3 separate regions of the Mus musculus genome follow, and all the other regions are linked to region 2. Evidence: chromatin loops called from intact Hi-C (ENCODE). Cell type or tissue: heart. All regions are shown on one strand.

Region 1 (5,000 bases), 1.6 Mb after region 2:
TGGTCTCAGGGTGAGCACAGTTAGGGCAGAGCAGGAAGAGGTCAGCAGGCTCATTGCTTTCGCCTGTCTAAGGGTCATCTCCAGAGACACAGCCCAGAGCTTTCAGAGGTGAAAAAAAGTCAAGACCTCAAAGATACCAAAGACAGATATTTTAGGAAATACTTAGGAGTAAGATGTACGTTTCCTTCTTGTGTTCATATACTTAATAAAAACTTAAGTGTATGGTGGGAGACTTTCTCAAAGCAACTTCAGCAGAATCCCAGTGGTTTAAGAATGCACAGCGACCTGTGTAACAGTAACAGTAACAGTAAATGGTCCATATTTGAAATATCTGCTTACAAATTTTAGAATTTTTGTGAATAATTTGTTTTATTTTTAATTTGTCTGGGCAAACCATTTAAAAGTTCCTTCTAAGCTCGGTCTTAGTAAAGCAGGAAAACAAAGACCGGCACAGTGCTCATCTTAAGTTTTAGATGTGTTAATTTTTCTTAAAGAAATGGAAAATTTCAATTTTGTATGTCCTAATGACTCCCTCTGGCTCCTAACTTGTGTTTTGGCTAGGTACTAACCTCTACGACTCCCATTGTACCACTAAGCCAGAAAGCACCAGCCAAGCTGGCTTAGAAAGAATGCGGGAGACTAGCTTCGTATAATGATTTTGTTTTTGTTTTTGCTTTTTAAACATTTTAGGAGGAAGTCAAAGAAAAAGAACACTAAGAAGTCATGGGAAGAAAAAGCAATCCCTGACTAGTCATTCCCTGCACAGGCCTTGAAAGGCCTGATGGCTTACCAAGAGGACTACATATGTTTTCATGGTGTACACGTGAATGGTAACATCTGGCTCTGCCCCATTACGGATAAAACAAAGGCCGAGCGTGCTGGTGTACACCTTTAATCCCAGCACTCAGGAGGCAGAGGCAGGCGGTTTTCTGAGTTCGAGTCCAGCCTGGTCTACAAAGTGAGTTCCAGGACAGCCAGGGCTACACAGAGAAAACCTGTCTCGAAAAAAACAAAAACAAAAAACAGAACAAAACAAAACAAAGGCAGGAAAGTAGGAAAGGCTACAGGATCCTACAGGCTCCCCGTGCCCCAGGCCTGTCCCTGCATGACAAAGGCCCAACTGTCCTGGAAAGCTGCGCTTCTGAATCCACAGGGCCTGAGATGTCCCTGCATTCACCCAGAGCACGTGCTCTATGCCGTCCGTCCGACTGGATTCGATGAGGGACATCCTTTCCCTCTCAATGTTGACGTTAGGAAAATTCAGCTAAATTACCTCATCACTGAAGAAAATAAACTAGAAAAGATGCTAAATTCTAAGTATAAAAAAGTACAACTGGATAATTAATAGAAGGAAAAAATAACAAGGAAAAAAAAGACTCAGAGTGTGGAAGAGGGACCCAATCTCTAAAAAGATGTTACTATAGTCTGAAAATAAAACCTGCCCCGGGTTCCTGACTTGTACCCACCAGCCCCATTTGGCCATGTCCACACTGTGTCTGCATGGAACTCACTGTGAGACAGGAATAGCCGGCCTTCTTCACTATGCAGAGGCTCACTAAAGTGCAGGAGGCCTGCCTGGGGCCATGGAAGGAAGGGGTGACTCACCCAGCAGTAGGCTGAGCGGAGGCTGGCAGGACGGGAAGGTGAGCAGGAGGTCCAGCAGGCAGACGCTGGCATCTCGGATGAAGCGGTTGTAATCAGCGGCTCCTTGTTTACTGCACAGCTCCTGCAGCCTCCGCTTTTCAGTGGCACTGCTGGTGTGCTCGGCAAGGGCCCGCAAAAAGGCCTGAGGAAAGAGGCTAGTTGTGGGCTACTCTGGGGTTACGGTTGGCCCTGTAAGTTCCAGGCCAGCCACAGTTACAGGGTGAGAGCTTGTCTCAAATAAACAGATAAATAAATAAATAAACAAATAAATAAGAAATCAAACAAACAAATAAATAAAAGACCAAAGAAATGAGAAAGAACAAGCTCAAACAGCAGAAAATACTGCACAGTTTTAAAGTATAAACCATTTAAGATATCAGTTGTACTCTAAAGACTATTTTATACAAATGTTTAAAACACCTGTACAAAGACTATCGCAGTACAGAAACTTCTGCTTTGACATTATTTTTCTCCATAGAAAAAAATCTAGAACAGCTCGTATGTTCATGATCAAGCCAACAAATTATGGTGCACCCGTTAAAAATACCCTCAGTCTTTGCCCCAGAACACACAGACCAGACGTCTTGCTGTGGAAGAGGGATGAGATTCCAGACTTAAACTCTGAGGGTGCAAGCACACAACCGTTACTTCCCATGTCACCTCCGTATAGGCATTCTTATACAGCATGGTTTGCAGAGTAGAAATATATTTTCCTATACTTTGTAAAATGTAAAAAGCTGGTAAAATTAAAACAGAAAGACGTTCTTATCCAAATGAACTCCGTTTGCTTCCCGAGGCCAGCCGTGCGGCAGGCGCCTCCACAGAGCAGTGTGGGAGCTTGTCTTTAATTGCCACAGACTCTCTGCTCAGACAGCGCCAGTCCAGTAAAGCGGTTTAGAAAATGTCTAGTTTACACAATGTTTAGAAACAAAGTCAGCCGCCAGCATTTGAAATACAGTTCCTGGTGTAACACTGCCCTCTAGTGGCTCAGTCTACCTCAACGTTCCCTTCCATTTCCCCAAGGTTTCCCATGCAGCAGTAACCAAGTGGCACTGCACAGATGGGTAGTAATTAATGCAGGAGGTGTGAAGACACATCTGAACACGCTATCGTCCATAGCTCTAAGGGCCAGTATCAGGCTTATCTGAGTGTCCTTAACAGAGCCCTGTCCATCTTCAAGCACAGAGACCTACCTTTTTAGGAACTGCTCGTATTTCAAGACACCAGGTGAGGATGAACTGGAGAGAACGCCCCTCAGGCACATGCGCAGGCAGGGCAGCTCCTTGCAGGTGAGGCAGGAAGAGACCAGAGAGAAGGCACAACAACAAACACATTTTTAGAATGTGCATTCACCACACAGTGCTAGCTGCAGCACTCTGCACTACAATGCTACCAAGTGTGATGACTTATGGCAATGTTCCAGCTGCGACTGGATGAAATAAATATGCCGGGGGTGGGGTGGGCAATTCATAAAAGGAAAAGAATGATAAATCCAAAGTGTACCAAATAAAATAAAACGACCTAAAATTAAATAACAAAATGGCAATAGATAATCATGTTCCATTTAAAGTTAACTTCAGGGGCTGGAGAGATGGCTCAGTTACTGAGCACGCTAGCTGCTCTTCTAGAGGAGCCCAGTTCCCAAGACCCACAAGCCTTTACACTCTAGCTCCAGAGGAATCCAAAGTCCTTTCCTGGCCTCAACACAGCGCTCTCGCTCGCTCGCTCGCTCGCTCTCGCTCTCGCTCTCTCTCTCTCTCTCTCTCTCTCTCTCTCTCTCTCTCTCACACACACACACACACACACACACACACCAGACAAAATAAAAACAACTGTTTTTGAAAAACAGGAACTTTAGGACTGAGTAAGTTAAAGATTATATGCAAGCAATATTAATACTTTAAATAATAAAGTTTCTTTTAAACACAGAAAGTATTTTTATATAATAAAATATCAGTAGGAGAAATAAACTTGATAGGAATTTTACATAAAGTCTCAGGCTCCTCTTGTGCCCATAGTGCTCAAAACATGTAAAGCCCATCACCACCCTAGTCACTGTAAGAAAGAACAGTGGCAAGAACCCATCTGCACAGGGCTTGCTTGTGGCTGTGTGTGTACGTGTGGTTTGTGTGTGTATGTGTGGTTTGTGTGTGTATGTGTGGTTTGTGTGTGTGTACGCACAGGCACGGCATATGGCTGAGCTGCAGCATCTACGCAGCCAGCACACAGGATGTTGGGCATGTCCGCCATCTGTCCTACCTTTCTTCTTAGTGTCCGTCTTAATTTTCAAGATGACACGGTGAGCTCGTTTATCAGCCAGCTGCAGCCTTTGGAGCAGTTCTTCTACCTCACGATCACTGTTTGGACAGGTCACATTGAAGGAGTCTCCAGGTTGATGGGAAAACTCTATTTTCTAGAGAAGGACCAAGGTGAAATAGAAAAGGAAAATCCTATGCATTAGAAAAGTCTGAGGTATAGAGTAACAATAGCTGTTTCCATTATGGCTCTCTTAGTACAGGGACTCACAACTAATTCTAACCAAAAGAACCCAATGAATAAGTCCAATTTATCAAACAAACTCTTTCATCAATAGTTATTCCAAACAAGACCAATGTATGAGTGTGTGTGGGTGTGTATTTGTGTGTGGTGTACACATACACATGATACACACTGGGTGTGATGGTGCACACCTTCGATCTCATCACTTGGGAGCCAGAGGCTGGCAGAAGTCTTGAACTGAGACCAGCCTTTAGTGAGTGAGGCATGATCGTTAAAAACCTATACAAAATATACATGCCAGGAGTAGATAAAGCCAGTAAGTTTGCAGACTGAAGTTCAGATTCTCAGAATCCATATAATTGCTAGTTGGGTGTGTTCCCACTTGTAAATCCAGTCTTGGAAGGTGGAGACAGTGAAGCCCATCTAACAGCAAGCCGTTTATAGAAACCAGTCATATGGAAAGCTCTGAGTTTGACAGAGAGGTTACCTCAAAGAATGAGATGGAAGAGTATTCCAGGAAGATCCCTAACATAACCATCCGGCACACACACACACACACACACACACACACACACACACATACACACACACACACACCATACCTGCACATTCAATAGACATGTGGATTCCATCACTAACAGACACAAAACCACTAGGTTAAGATGCCTGTCATCTCTTTTTCCTACCAGGAAGCTCTACTGAACTCTCACACAAGACTTCGCATGCTCTGATTTCACTTCTTGGGACATTCTTCAAGACAAATGGCTGAATTCATGGCTGAAGGACCCTCACAGAGTGAGCAGATGCAGACGGGCTTATGGTCAGAGTTCAAATGACCACGTAAAATCTCGGACCCC
Region 2 (5,000 bases):
AAATTTTTTGTAAATGCTCAAATTACAATGCAACCAAATCAACTGTTAATCTGCTTTTTAAAAGAAACTATGGGCTGGCGAGATGGCTCAGTAGTTAAGAGCACCGACTACTCTCCTGAAGGTCCCGAGTTCAAATCCCAGCAACCACATGGTGGCTCACAACTGTCCGTAACAAAATCTGATGCCCTCTTCTGGAGGGTCTGAAGACAGCTACAGTGTACTTACATATAATAAATAAATAAATAAATCTTTAAAAAAAAAAAAAAGGAAACTATCAGCTGGGCATGGTGGCGCAAGCCTTTAATCCCAGCACTTGGGAGGCAGAGGCAGGTGGATTTCTGAGTTCGAGGCCAGCCTGGTCTACAAAGTGAGTTCCAGGACAGCCAGGGCTATACAGAGAAACCCTGTCTCGAAAAAACAAAACAAAACAAACAAACAAACAAAAAACCTATGGTTTGAAGTATATTTAGAAAATATGTTGCAGATTACTATAATACTGAGTTATTAAAATATATCTTATGGTTATAAATTAGTCAAAAGGTAAATGAAAAGAAAACCACCGTCTTAAATGAGTCACATTCCTAAATAAAACAGTGAAACTGTTGACCGAGTCTGAGACCCAGTTCTTCAAAACAGACTTGAACAAAATTGGTTTGGTAAAATTATGCTTGGAAAAAAAAAAAGTCTTTCAAACAAAAAGGGTCAAAATAGGGAGCAGCTGGGCCGGGAGTGAAGGCCTCCTAGAATTCTCCTCCTGAGACACAGATGTTGCACTGAAAGCTCAAGTCAAGCAGGAACAATGTAGTGAGACTGCCTAAAAGAAAAGAAAAAGAATAAAACCCAAACAAGTAACCAACTCCAAAACCAAAACAGCAGAAAGAACTGAGTACAATACCTAAATATTAATTAAAATAATCACTATAAAGGAGCGTGGAGTGGGGAGGTCATGCCTGTAATCCTAGCACTCAGAAGCCTGAGGCAAGATTGCTCAAAGTTCTACAAGTGTGACACGGCTCAAATAAATGAATAAATGGAAAGTGCTCAATAAATGTTAGCCAGCAGTATTCTCAACTAAACAGACAAAAAACCTGTAACTGTCAATTAACTCTTACTTATGCCGTTGTGTTCTGTTTCTCTAGCCAGAGGATTCAGATAGTTTTATGTCCTGAATAGGAAGAAACATTTGAGAGTTTAATCTCTTGTTATAGTTGGGGGATGCTTGCTAAGAATAATACAAGGGCAAATCTTTCCTTCTGAAGTGGTATAGGAAGGCGGTGTTGGCAATAACCTTGTGGAATAGGCAATTTTTGCTAAACTTTAGTTGGAAAGGGGCTTCCAAGCCTGCCAATTTTCCCCTCAAACTCCCTCTCATCTCCAAAATAGTTAAAGTAGGAACTAAGTTGTGCCACCTAGACAAGACCAAGCTTCGAGAGAAACTTCAGCACAGCCAGGCAGGTCCAATCTACAAGTGGGGGTCCTGACAGTCAAGACTGGATATGTCACTGTAGCCCACGATGATGGAGGTTCAGACACTATTCTCCACATGCTTTTACGTATGCTATTCTAGAAAAAAACACTGGTCCACTCTCAGCATCAAAGTACTTTTTATAATGTTGGGGATTACAATAAGGGCTCTAGGGTACTTACAAACCAGCTCCCAGAACCCCAATTTCATTCTAGAGTCTGTCCAGAATCAAATTCAATACCCTTTCCACATTTAGTAGACTCTGTTAAATTCTATTTGCATTCAAAGATCTGAGTGCTAAAGACTAATAATGTTCACCCTCCACTTTTACTTGCCAGTGCACTCCTTTTCACATAAATTTGCTGTCTCAGCAATGTCAATGATTGATAGTCTGTGCAGAAGGACAGCACAGTCCCGCCCCCTCTCGAGACCCACCTTCCCAGGGTCTTTTCAGCACCAAGCTAGAGGTTTGGAGGGTTCCAGTTTGTTGAGTGGAAGTGAGTCCAGGACAAATAAAGACACAAAGGACTCAGAAACGAGTAAAGATGTGCACTCGTGAATAACGCCTTACGGTATGTACATTAAGAGGGCAAAAGAAAAAAAAAAATCCTTAAAATCTCTCAAGTTCATTAGTAGGGTACGCCAGCTCTCAGCGGTTACCGGGCACTCTTGTTTTGTTGTTAGGAATAGGAACAAGAGCCGAAACAGGCTTTTCTAGGTTCAAAATCTTTACAACTAATCCCGAGCTCCGATGATGAAAGATGCACTTCGTAATAAAGGGCCTCTGGGCAGCGCAGCCGCAGTCCTTAGACTCTTTAACCAACCGGCTTTATCCGGGAAGGACTTCCGCAGGAAGCCGGGACATCCTCGGGGCCTTAGTCTGAAGCTGATGAACAAGCCCGGCGACGTTGCCACCACAAGGTTTAGGTACCGACCGATCGAGCCCGAACCTCCTCTCCGGGTCACCGATACCTACCAAGCCGCGAGGCTCCCGGACGCTGCTGGGTACAGGTAGGCCGGACAGTAATCCGGCCGGGCGGCGGTCTCGCGCTCCTGCTTCACAGCGACCGTGCAACCTACGCCGGGGATACGGTGCACCGTAGCTTCGCAAGCCGGCGATTCGCCACGCTAGGCCGGCACCGCCCCCCACGTGGGCTGCGCTGCGAATGGGCGAGACCATCTGCGGCGGCGCGGGAAGGGACGCCGCGGGGGACCGGGACAGAGCTGGCCTGGGGTTTGCAGGCCCTGGAGCTGGTCGCCGCGTTCCCAGGATCAGTCACTCCGCCGTAATGTGGGGAGGGTGAGAGCTCTACGATGTCGCCCTACTAGGCTGCTTCTTCAGGCTGCCTTCTCCCCCTGCTCCGGGACGCGGTGGTGGCGCCGCGACCCCGCCCTCGCGCGCGGGTCCTTCCCTGGGCTAGCACCCTTCTCAGGGTGCCAGACCCCGCCCCAGCGTCAGGCACCTTCGCTGCTGCGGTCCGTCGCTGCCGGGGTCCCAGCCTTCTAGGGCCGGGGCCTCCGGGGCCGCGGCAGGACGGGGAGAAGAACTATGGCGTCCTGCGTGGGGAGCAGGACTCTGAGCAAGGATGATGTGAACTACAGGATGCATTTCCGCATGATCAACGAGCAGCAAGTGGAGGACATCACCATAGACTTCTTCTACCGGCCGCACACCATCACCCTGCTCAGCTTCACCATCATCAGCCTCATGTACTTCGCCTTCACCAGGTAAGTCTGGCCTGGAGTCGCGCGGAGCGCCGGGGAGAGGAGGACAGAGACGACAGACCGAGAAGCAGTAGAGGGGAGGGTGGCCAGGTGTGGCTGGTGGTAAGGAAGTGAGTAGCTGTTCCACGCGTGCAAGCTCGGGGACACAAGGGCCACACAGCTCCTCTGCCTACCGCGTGGCTTACAGTCCTCTCCGCCTACTTTTCCACCTGCCACCCCTCATGTCCAAATCCCATCTTTCTCATTCACTACGTCGGACCACACCAGGAACTCATGCAGGTCACCTAGCTGGGTGATCCACACCCCTTGCTCTGTATCGTTCTCTGTCACTATCAGAAGGCTCTGATCTCTAACCACTCATCCGTGGTCTGTCTCCAGCAAATGGCATGAACCATTTCATGATTGAACCTCCTTCAACTCACACTACACACATAAAACACACACCATACACAGAAAAATCCTCTGGCATTCAGTATTACCAGGCACACACACAAATGTACATGTGAGGTGCACCACACTGTTTTTCCTTTTATATACATTTCCCAAAGTCATCTAATGTAACTCTTCTCCCAGTCTCAAACACCACCTCAATGCCACAGCATCAGCAGTCGCTGTTGACACACATCCCAGTGGATGCCTCCCATGAAGCACAAGCCAATACCCATCATTTCCAATGTACTGTACTCTATAGGCTACCGCTGACCACAAGGGGCACATCCTGCCCTCTCATGCATCTCTAAAATACTGGCTGAAAGGGGATAGTGGCAAGCAGTTGTGTATTATCTAGAGACTAGAGAATGCTAACCACACTAAACAAAACACATAAAATGCACACAACATAACATGGCTCTCTTATTCCCCTAAAAATATACACACATGTTCAGATCACTTCTAATAGCTGTGTATTTCGTACCTTACAAAGCTATTGTATCTGTGGCCCCTTGACCTCAGCCAAGGAGCTAATGGATCCTACAACATACACACCCCTATTTCTGTCTTATAATTTATATTATCTGAATTACATTTTTTAAAGAGAGGGGAGTCATACCCTATCCACCAAACCATTATGGCTTCCAAGAGTAACCAAGATTTCAAAACTGGCTGTGATTTTAGGGAAGTTATTTAACTTTGTTCTCAGTGTGAGGGTCCATGCCTATAAAATGAATAAAGAGTTTGTAATCACTTCAGGATTAGGAAGACTAAATGAGTGTGTGCACTGTTGAGTAGAATACCTGGTATATGGTGTCCTCAGTGTTTACCCTTCTTTTTGTTTGTGATAGGATTAGACTGTATAGCTTAAGCTACCCTTTAACCCTTACTCCTGCCTTAGCCCAGTGTTGTGAGTATAAGCTTGAACCACCACACCCAGCTTTTCCTGATATTTTTATCAGTAATCAGTCAAAGTCTGGGGAAGATAAGTTTTGAAGAAATGTCTGGTATGTCGTAAAGGGGAGGCCAGAGGCATGCCATGCTACATGAGACAGCATTGTACAACATAGACCACACATGAGACAGCACTGTACCACATAGACCACACATGAGACAGCACTGTACCACATAGACCACACATGAGACAGCACTGTACAACATAGACCACACATGAGACAGCATAGACTAAATTGCAGATGTTGATTTGTATAAATTACTTCAAACATAGAAACAGTAGGTAACAGTTATTCTTACCTAGGGGTGCCACTTCCATTGTTGTAAAGTATGCCACTCTTTTGCAGACGAGACCTGTCTTCCTATAGCATCTAGCCAGTCACATTTCTAGCTTTGGAGAGAACTCACTCTTGAGCCTAATTATGGT
Region 3 (5,000 bases), 1.6 Mb after region 2:
ACAGTGCTGTGACTAGATGCCTCAATAACGCTGCCCAGTAACTCAAAGGCTAGTTCACTTTCGCTGATGGCACCAGGAGGTCAGAAGAGTTTAACACTTTTCCCTCCACATGGCACACAAGAAAAGCCCCATCTACCCCCAGACTGTTATCGAATTCTGTATTTCAGGAAAACATGAGAAGTAAACAGGCCCATTATCTGTCAAGGGACACGCTGAGCAGCAAGGCAGTACATGGGTAGGTATATGCACACACACATACACACACACACACACACACACACACACACAAGTAACATGAGCAAAGGGGTTTTACAGGGTCAAGGTGAGGCAGAAACAAAGATAAAAGAGGCCCGTGGCTCTCTAGAGTTCAAGGCCAGCCTGGTCTACAAAGAGCCCTGTTCTGTCCCAATAAACAAACACACTTTAAAACAATGAAAGAACCGAGGAGCAACAGGAGCTATCCTAGTGAAGATGGGCTGCAGTGCAATGAGGCTGTGAGGTTTTTTTTAAACCTAATTCAAATGTATAATTCTGTGTTTAGACTCAGCTAGTTGGCAGGAGGATCCAAAGTTCATTTCTCCAAAGCTACAATGTGAGTTCAAGGCTAGCTTGGGCAAACCCCCTGCAACAAAAAATGGGTATACTGCCTCATTCCACAACAAAGTACAGGAAAATGCACAGGAATAGCTGCTCTTACCTTTTCTGACTCACTGATACAGTGAAGATCTGCGGAAAACCCGTGTGACACAGCCTGCTCACTTATTTCTTCTGCTATGGCCTTTGCCTGTCCTCGCTGTGTAGCATAAAGTAACAAAAACCTTCTCATCACCTCAGGTCATCAGCTGCAACTCTAACAGTGAGACTAAAAACCACAAAAGGAAGAAAGGGGTACACTGTTTAATGAAGCAGGTAGCCCGCAGGACACCCAAACATAATTTCAAACAGCCTTCTCTAAACTTGTTCCTTAGCACTGATTTTAAACGAATCGCAGTATGAGAGAATTAAGACAGGAGGTATACAAAAGTGACGTTTTTGAATTGTCCCTGATGGCGTGAAACCCACTCTTGATTTCTAGCTACTGTTGGGTCTTGCAAGTGTCTGTCATTCATTAGTGCCTAACTATAGGAGTGATCTGCCTTTCTGCCCATTTGTACTCTGAATTAGGATCATAAGCCTGAATGGTGAAGGGGCTAAGCCATGCTCAAACACAGTGTCGCTTACAAAGGCTATTGTTTCTGCCGTTTAAAAACAAAGCAAAAAAAAAACAAAAAACAAAAACAAAAAACAAAAACAAACTGTAACTCAGCAGTTAAGAGACCACTGACTGCTCTTCCCAAGGTTCTGAGTTCAAATCCCAGCAATCACATGGTAGCTCACAACCATCCCTAATGAGATCTGACGCCCTCTTCTGGTGCCTCTGAAGACAGCTACAGTGTACTTACATATAATAATAAATAAACCTTTAGGCTGGAGCGAGCAGGATCCTCCGGAGCAAGTAAAGGTTCTGAATTCAAAGTCCCAGAAACGACATGATGGTTCACAACCATCAGTACAGCCACAGTATACTCATATATATAAAATAAATAAGTAATCTTTAAAAAACCAAAACTGTAACTGTACAATGTTCACGTGAAACTGGGGAGTTCGTGTTTCCTGCTAGATCCTAATCAAAGCACTGGTCGTCATCAAAGATGGCATCATTGCATCTATCAGTAGTCAGCGTACATGGACTTTACACAGAGACGGTATTTCTAATTCATGCCTTACCCCGGAGATAACCAAGAGAAAAAGAAGATAAAGGGCTCTGGGATTCCACACTCCGCCATTCTATCCAGTGGCTAACGCTGAGTGGTAGCCGGCCTATATAAAATTATCTTTTCCTGAGTGAATCAACTCTAGTTAGTTTCTAAGCACTTGTGGCTTATCCGCTGGGGAGCTAGGACACAAACCCTTCAAAGGTTCATCGGGAAGCACTGCCACAGACTCGACAGGACCAATGGGTGACACGTGCGAGCTCACGAGGTTTTGGGAAAGGTGGCGGAGCCGACTCCTCCCAAGTGCTCCCCGTGAACCCCACCGCGGTCCGCCTCCCAAGTGCTCCCCGTGAACCCCACCGCGGTCCGGAAAACTCAGCGGCTCATCCCCACTGCGCAGGCGCGAGTCCCGGCTCCCCCACCGCTTCCGTCGCTCCCGCCGTCCCCCGCCGAATACCTCCAGGCGCGAATTCCCGCGCGGAACCCCGTTCTCCTCCGACAGGCACAGTCCGGGAGCACTGCGCACGCGCGCGGCACAGCACGCATGCTCCGCACGACCGCCAACAGACATGCGGGCGGACCTGGGCCAATCGCTGATCGCCGGATGTGGGTGGGTGGGTGGCCTTAGTGCCGCGCACGCGCCGGAATGTTCTCCAGGTAAGGGGCAGCGTCCGTGTACGGACGCTCCCAGGGCTCGGAAGCTCCGTGTCTGTCCTGTCCCGGGTGCGGCTTGGAGCCGCTCGGTAAGTGTCTCGGGATTAGGACCCCCGGGCTTCCCCACTCGTGCTCCGTGGGCTCCGGTCCGGTCGCGCGGCGCCTGCCTCCGCCGTTGCCCTGCTCCGCTTGCTTTTCTGTGATTGTGCGTGAGCCCCAGCCCAGCTTCTCAGCGCGAATTACCATGCTTTGCCCGGCTCATACCCGGAGTTTGAATCTTGTCGGCTGCTCCTCCTCTCTCGCAATTATCAACATTGACGTTCCCTTTCCCCATCACGTGAGTGTCGAGATTTGGAGGTAGAATCTGAATTCCAGCTCTTCCTCTTCGCGCCCAGCTTCACTGTACACAGAGGTGGTTTCCTTGGGCTGCAGGGTCCTTAGCGGGAAAAGCGTCAACCAGACGAACTGAATTACAGTAACCTAGCCCATAGGCAGGACTTAAAGTAAGGGCTGGGCAGCGATCGCAGTTAGGGTTAGGAGCCAGCATCTCGCCCAGACACAGTGAAGCCACAGGAAGTCAGCCCTATGATGCTTCAGTCTACCCGACAACACTAAGGTGTTCAAGGGCCACTGAAAAGAAATTTCAGAATGAGCCAGAGCGCAGCAAGGTCAATGAGTTCTGATTACTCAAAAAATAGCCTTTTTTGAAAACTGAAGAGACGCGTAAGCCTGAAAGCCTGAGTAGTAACTTATGTATAGGATTATGGGGTTTGGGGGGCTATTTAATCAGCAGCCAACTTTAAACATATTAAAGGAGACATGCCTTGGTGCACACCCTTCACTTTGTCCATAGAACATGGCCTTTGAAGAGGAATTACGTTGTGGTAAAACATTAATCTGAGATCCTTACATACACATAGGACTCAAGGAGTTTAGATATAAGGCATAGTTCATTTAAAAAAAAAAACCTAGTGACACTGCCTAGAAAGGGGTGTGCATGTCTTCTACCGGTGCCTTGTCTAGTTATGGTGCAACTGTTGGGTGTCAGCCAATTGGGTGTGGCAATCAGGACCAGGAGAGTGGGGACCCCCTTCCCAGGCTTTCTCTTGTTTCCTGGCTCGGTGGGAAAAGTAAACCTTGGTTTTTAAAATATTTTTGCAAGGTTCTTTTTTTTTTTTAATCTTTGTCATGGGATACTCATTCTTAGTTTCGTAGCGTTGGTGTTGTCTTTCTCAGCATTTGACCATGGTTTTTGTTTTTGTTTTTCTTATGCTAAGTCACATGTTGTGAATTCTATGGCATGGCGTTCATCACCCTGCGGAGGGCCTTTTGTCATAAGTCCATTCTTTGGATACCTGGAGCTGTGGTTGCTCTGAAAATTCACCCTGCCAGTCATGCCCCAAAGGCAGTCACAGATCGCCTGAGTGTGTGCTTCTGCTCCCTACAACCTGAGCTGTTCAGGGTCAGATTCCATCACGCATACTGTAAAAACTTCCACTCAGAAAAGGGAAATGACTTTCATCCCGTGGGCGAGCCATGGTCCTCCCAGGCGCAGGAATGGAACCAGCCAGGACAGAGTCTTCAAAACGAGGATGAAGAGATGCTTTTCAGGAGACTAAGCTACTTCACTTCCTTTGAGGAAGTGCTGAGTTTCATAAGTGCCCTGGACACCCTGCCTGTCCCTCTGGCAATGGCAGCTCTACTCAGGATCTGTGAGATAGGGAGGAGGGATGGTGAGCAAAGGCTGCCAGAAGGAGTGCTGGAGAACCGTGCCTTCCAGGCTCTTTGCCTCCGGTGTGAGCGAGACCCCTCACACCTGACCAATGCTGGTTTGGTGACAGCTTTGCAATCTCTGCTTACGTTGTTGCCTGCAGATCCTCAAAGTAGCCTGATGCTGAGCCTGGTGGCAGAATGCCAACGTCGTCTCCAAAGAGGCAACCTCGAAGTCCACCATCTTTGTGTCCTTGGGGAAAGTCTGGCCATGCTTCAAGGTGCGAGTTGTGAGACCCTGAAGCTGGTTGTCCGTCAACTTCAAAGTAAAAGTGTGGAAACATTTGCTCCAGAGGAGATCACGTCCGTTTATAGGATTCTGCAGGTGTGTCCTGAAGAAGTAGACAAACACCAGATGTTCTTAAACACATTAAACAACTTCTCCATTTCAGTAGTTCCCTACCTGAGCCCTAAATCCATTAGCCATGTCCTCACCGCCTTAGTGGCCCTGGACCAGACTCACGCACTCCCACTGCTTATAAAGCTGGGCAAGTACGTTGTGAGATACATCCCCCGTTTTACCAACGAAGAGCTCAGGAAGGTCTTGGAGGCGTTTGTCTATTTCGGACACAGTGACAGGTTCTTCACAGAGGCCTTAGAGCAACATGTGTCCGCCCTGTGCTTCTCCCTGGACCCCGCTGTGGCCAGCTCCGTGATGGGGTACTGCAGCAGGAAACGGATTCTCTCCAAGCCCATCTTCGACGTAGTCTCAGAGATCGTTGTTTGCCAGTGGGACAGACTTTCACCTAGTCAGATTGCCGAGCTAATTGAGCCATTTGGAAAGCTCAATTACGTGCCACCAAACGCCCCTGCCCTGTTTAG

The links. Peaks named below come from ENCODE experiments on the same cell type or tissue, not always from the same donor. Only the 100,000 strongest peaks of a DNase experiment are listed, where the experiment ranks them.
Region 1: it touches region 2 in a loop (5-fold over the local background); 8 of 42 quality-filtered maps call a loop at or near these places.
Region 3: a loop joins it to region 2, with 16 times the contacts of the local background. A loop is called at or near these places in 8 of 42 quality-filtered maps.

What each region holds. Positions count from the first base shown.
Region 1 is chr13:68,567,167-68,572,166 of GRCm38, forward strand. Mtrr (5-methyltetrahydrofolate-homocysteine methyltransferase reductase) reads right to left here. Exons shown (of 15, transcript NM_172480.3): 7 at 3,904-4,057; 8 at 2,838-2,926; 9 at 1,606-1,786. Among named protein-coding and RNA genes, the nearest start is that of Mtrr, 13 kb to the right of the region's middle. RefSeq lists an enhancer at 4,362-5,000. In heart, CTCF peaks have their summits at 2,623 (motif pointing left) and 2,829; no DNase peak of the experiment used is centred here; H3K27ac peaks cover 480 bases.
Region 2 is chr13:66,930,494-66,935,493 of GRCm38, forward strand. Mterf3 (mitochondrial transcription termination factor 3) reads right to left here and starts at 2,579. Exons shown (of 8, transcript NM_025547.4): 1 at 2,442-2,579. Ptdss1 (phosphatidylserine synthase 1) reads left to right here and starts at 2,337. Exons shown (of 13, transcript NM_008959.3): 1 at 2,337-3,193. The coding sequence starts at 3,015. In heart, no CTCF peak of the experiment used is centred here; DNase peaks (open chromatin) are centred at 2,318, 2,588 and 2,878; H3K4me3 peaks cover 2,842 bases; H3K27ac peaks cover 1,850 bases.
Region 3 is chr13:68,579,854-68,584,853 of GRCm38, forward strand. It overlaps Mtrr (5-methyltetrahydrofolate-homocysteine methyltransferase reductase), which reads right to left and starts at 2,316. Exons shown (of 15, transcript NM_172480.3): 1 at 2,212-2,316; 2 at 698-862. The coding sequence starts at 826. Fastkd3 (FAST kinase domains 3) reads left to right here and starts at 2,357. Exons shown (of 7, transcript NM_027123.5): 1 at 2,357-2,497; 2 at 3,686-5,000. The coding sequence starts at 3,709. In heart, no CTCF peak of the experiment used is centred here; a DNase peak (open chromatin) is centred at 2,288; H3K4me3 peaks cover 2,224 bases; H3K27ac peaks cover 1,784 bases.